Linked DNA regions of Homo sapiens: region 1 is linked to region 2. A link is an interaction called in ENCODE POLR2A ChIA-PET data of the cell type or tissue named here. Cell type or tissue: Caco-2. All regions are shown on one strand.

Region 1 (2,500 bases), 200 kb before region 2:
CCAGGTCTGTTATTCATTCTTCTCTTTTATGAGTCCTCAAAGTTTCAGAAGCTGCTTCTGAGAGCTACACATGCAAATTTCCATTTTGTACTTCTGTTCTCCCAAAGAGGCCAGGCAAGAGAAAATAAGTATTCGCCTAGTACAGAGTTTCACGTATGGAACACACACACACACACACACACACACACACACACAGAGCAGGAAATGTTCACCGCGTGCTCTTTTCTTTTGTTTTTGTTTACACTGGAGCGACGTGTGCCCATGGATGCCTGGCCTTGCTGCTCTGTCCCCTGCCCCTCGAGCTATATGGGGCTCCCTCCAGGACCGGGCTCCCCACCCTGGTCTATCTGACCCAGTCAGGGCAGTCACTCAAACATTCATTACTGTCACCATGAAAGTGGCATCTGTTTTGAATTCAGGGGCCTCATCTTCTCTGGGTGTCCCACTCTGTCATCAGAGCCTGGCTGCATGAGGTCAGCTGGCCCCTTCTCTCCTCCGTGACACCCCTGGTAAACAGACACCCAACAACATCCCGCAGGGTGGAGGTGGGGAGTGAACCTTAACCAACAGCACGCTTGTCCAAATTATTTCTCAAGTAATGGAGGTTCTGCAGGGAGAGCTTCTTTCTCAGGTTAGAACTGGTCAAAAGACACAGAGGTGGGGTTCAGAAGAAGATTTCCAGGGCACCTCGAAAGCCCTAGTTTAATCAATAAAACACACTTGCAGGCACGGGGTGCCCTTGCCAACAGCCTCCTACCCTCCCATGTAACCACAGTGCCATGGAAAGTTACCCTCATTTCACAGATGCCGAGAGTCAAGGCAGACAGGCCTGGCCTGAGCCACGTGCAGGATGCAGGGACCCACATTCTCCCTCCGGCTGCACCTTCTAGCCTCCTGCCCAGGACACAGATACAGATGCTGGCTGCAGAGCTGCTAATTAGGTTACTGGCCACGTAGTTAAAATGATGTGGCAAATAGGTGCAGATTCATTCCAGGTATGTGTTGTTTCATCTGTTACAACACAATGTGGAATGAAAACTGATGATTCAGAGAAAACACAGGATACATTTTAAAATTATATTATTTATTTAAAACAAATATCTTGTTTCAAAAGATCATAATTCTCTTTTGGCCTCTTTTTGGGGCAGGGCTAGGACTTCCTACACAAATATAGCTTACACTTATGCCGCACTAAAAAACAAACCTGCCATCACAGGGCGAGAACTTCACTCATAACCAGACAGCCAACATGGTCCCGTCAGCCCGGCCAAAGGTCACCACCAGTTTCAAAGACCTGTTTCCTCTGGTGTAAAGTGGCGAACTCAGTGACTTCCCAGCCTGTGGAATGCCAGCAGGGTCACCATAAAGCCCCGCAGATGCCGAGACGGTGCAAGGAGCAGAGCCCCACAGGGCAAGGCCCCGAGCTGCTGGCAGCTGGTGTCGCCCAGCTGACGCACTTCCTCAGTTGACAGTGGCTTGGTCCTGCTGGCCACCTTCGAGTCCAAGAAAGGCCTAGAAGTCCACAATGAATGCCTCTGATTGAGGCTCAGATTACTAGGGATTTAGAAACCTTAATTCTTTTGTACAAAGTATAATTGTGCTGACATGAAAAGCCAAATGTGGCTTGCTGACTTTGAGAGTGAGCCTAGAGCCCACATGGTGGCCTTGGCTGATGGGATTCACACAGTGGGGCCACTTCCCAGACTCTGGGAGTCAGGAGTAATAGTTCCCAGTAGAAAAAGAGACACAGGTATAAACATGCCTCTAGTAAGGTGTTAATGTGTAAAGTGACTTTCTAATTAAAATGAGTCAAAAATGATTGGTGAGGACAGCCTACCAGAAAAGGGATCTTACAGGAAAAGGAATAAAAGTGTCCTCAAAAAGAGCAGAATTTAAGGATGCTTCATGGTTCTTCTGACAGTAGTGACAACTAGCAAAAAAGAAAGACATGGAAGCCACCAATCAGTACCCACCTTGAGTAGGTGAATGGAGGGTAAACTGTGGCACATCCAGATGACAGAGTGTTATTCAGCTGAAAAGAAATGAGCTATCAAGCCAAGAAATGACAGGGAAGAAATTTAAATGCATATTATCAAGTGAAGGAAGCCCATCTGAAAAGGCTACACATGTATGATTCCAACCCTATGGCATTCTGGAAAAGGCAACACTATGAAGACAGTGAAAAGGTCAGCGGCTGCCGGGGTGCAGGAGAGAGAAGCGCGGCACAGAGGATTTCTAGGGCAGCGAAACTACTCCATACGGTACTGTCATGGTGGATGTCACTTATCATGCACCTGTCCAAACCCATGGAATGTACAACACCCAGAGTGAGCCCTAACGTAGACTGTGGACTCATCAATACTGGCTCATCAATTCTAACAAATGTGCTGTTCTGGTGCGGCGATGCTGACGGCAGGAGAGTGTGTGTCTCTGTGCGTGAATATGCATGCGTGTGTACATGTAAGCACGTGTGTGTGAGCCCTCGGTTCTTTCCCCTCGA
Region 2 (2,500 bases):
TCATGAGGTCAGGAGATCGAGATCATCCTGGCTAACAAGGTGAAACCCTGTCTCTACTAAAAATACAAAAAATTAGCCGGGCGTGGTGACGGGCACCTGTAGTCCCAGCTACTCGGGAGGCTGAGGCAGGAGAATGGCGTGAACCCAGGAGGTGGAGCTTGCAGTAAGCCGAGATCACTGCCACTGCACTCTAGCCTGGGCAACAGAGCGAAACTCTTGTCTCAAAAAAAAAAAAAATGACCACGAGAGCAATGTTCTTAATATTCATGAGGTGGGTCAGCTATCTGACGAGATGAGATTTTAAAATTTATGTCTGTATGTATATGTATGTATGTTACTTAGGCAAGAGAACTACTATGTTAAGTCTGGAATTTGCTTGGTGAAGGAGATGATAGTATTCAAAGATTTAAAAGTATTAAAATTCTATTATGTTGGCACAAAAGTAATTGCATTTTTGCCGTTAAAAGTTATGCAAAACCACAATTACTTTTGCACCAACCTAATAGAAACCTCCTGGAAGAGAGGAGTTGGAGATTCCGATCCCTTCTCCCTGAGATTCTAAGTATAACAGGACATTAAATAAAACCTTTTCTGTTGCCTTGACATCCAGAAATACCCAAAGGCTCAAAGCGGTAGGTAAAAGACTATGTATTGTGAAACCTGTTTGGAGACTCTTAACTCTTTATCCTCCTCCAGGATATATAAGGAATGCAGAAGATATTGGTGGAGACCTTTTTTGGGGAGAATGTTGGTGTACTGTGCATTCTGGGTCCCTCTGTAGGGAAGTGATCAGGTACTTCTTCACAGTCTCAAGCTGCCAGTTGAGTAAGCAGGGGTTTTGGAGAGTCACTGGGAGAGCTGCACATGTCACCCAGGCATTCAGAGCCATCAAGTTCTCATACCTGATTTCCACTGGAAAACATCTAAAGGTGAGAAGCTGGCTGGTGCCCTGAAGAGTGGGTCACAGCAGGAAGATGCCACATTCCCACTGATGGAGGGGTGAAGACGTGAGTTTCTCTGGTCAGCTATGGAGTCAGGCTATGTGTTAGTCCATTTGCCTTGCTATAAAGGAATACCTGAGACCGAGTAATTCATAAAGAAAAGAGGTTTATTTTGGCTTATCATTCTGCAGACTGTACAGGAAGCATGGTGCTGGCATCTGCTTTTGGGGAGGGCCTCAGGAAGCTCAAAGTCATGGTGGAAAGTGAGGGGAGCCAGTGCATTACATGGTGACACAGGGAGCAAGAAGGATGCCAGCCTCTTTTATTTTTTTTTTGAGATGGAGTCTAGCTCTGTCACCCAGGCTGGAGTGGAGAGGTGTGATCTTGGCTCTTTACAACCTCTGCCTCCCGGGTTCAAGCGATTCTCCTGCCTCAGCCTCTGGAGTAGCTGGGACTACACGCATGCCACCACGCCTGGCTAATTTTTGTATTTTTAGTAGAGATGGGGTTTCACCATATTGGTAAGGCTGGTCTTGAACTCCTGACCTCATGATCAGCCCCCCCTCAGCCTCCCAAAGTGCTGGGATTACAGGCGTGAGCCATGGCGCCCGGCCACCAGGCTCTTTTAAACCATCAGCTCTTATGTGAACTCACAGAGCAAGAACTCACTTATTACCATGGGGAGGGCACCAAGCCATTAATGAGGGATCCGCCCCCATGACCAAAATGCTTCCCACCAGGCCCCACGTTCAACATTGGGGATCACATTTCAACATGAAAGTTGGAGGGAAAAACATCCAAACCATATCAGGTTGCATCACTTGACAGTGACCTGGCTGAAGAGAATGGGCATTTACCAGCTTTCCTCCTTCCAGGTGCCAGGGAGGTGGCACTTCTCCCAAACCATTTGAGGTTGGATGTTGCTGCATGAATTGCTTTGCCCATTAAAAGGTAGCAGAAACAATGTGGGTCACTTCCATTTTTAAGGGCCAGTGAATGATTTGCTTCTTTCTCTCTGGCATATGTGTTGAATGATCACCTCCTGAGTGCCAGGGAAAGCAGATCAGGCAGTCCATGAACAGAGTCCATGCACAGAGATAAGGCAGGGTCTTAGATTAGCCACTCAAATCACCATGGACCACAGGTATTGAGCCAACATTCAGAGGTGAATATTTTTAGGTGGTGTTTCCTGTCAGTCCAAAATGCCTTTATGATGTCTCTTTGATGGATCTGACTCAGGATGATGGACTGAACACCCACATCCACCACTACCCATCCCAAATCTCTTTAAGGTGGAGGTAAGGATATGAGGAGAACAGAGAGGGCTGGGTTATTATCAGCCATGAAACTCCAATACACTTCTGAAAAATGGAAAACAACTGGAAGGGTGCTGCCTGGTGCAGTGTGGTGGAGGAAACAAGCCCAGGATGTGCCCAGGGCAGGCTGGGACCTGGGAGGTGGAGGTGTTGACCTGGCTAGCAGAGCCCTGGAGGAACAGAAGAGTGGGAAGACAGAAGGGCACACAGCTCAAGCAGGGAAAGGATTGAGGAGCTTGTGGG

Evidence for each region. Peaks named below come from ENCODE experiments on the same cell type or tissue, not always from the same donor. Only the 100,000 strongest peaks of a DNase experiment are listed, where the experiment ranks them.
Region 1: POLR2A ChIA-PET joins it to region 2 with 5 read pairs; 3 of 35 experiments call an interaction of 5 or more read pairs at or near these places.

Annotation. Positions count from the first base shown.
Region 1 is chr7:47,497,503-47,500,002 of GRCh38, forward strand. All of the region lies in intron 3 of TNS3 (tensin 3), which reads right to left. Among named protein-coding and RNA genes, the nearest start is that of SNORD151, 34 kb to the left of the region's middle. RefSeq lists an enhancer at 165-244. In Caco-2, no CTCF peak of the experiment used is centred here; a DNase peak (open chromatin) is centred at 1,309.
Region 2 is chr7:47,696,001-47,698,500 of GRCh38, forward strand. No RefSeq gene overlaps it. Among named protein-coding and RNA genes, the nearest start is that of LINC02902, 42 kb to the left of the region's middle. In Caco-2, no CTCF peak of the experiment used is centred here; no DNase peak of the experiment used is centred here.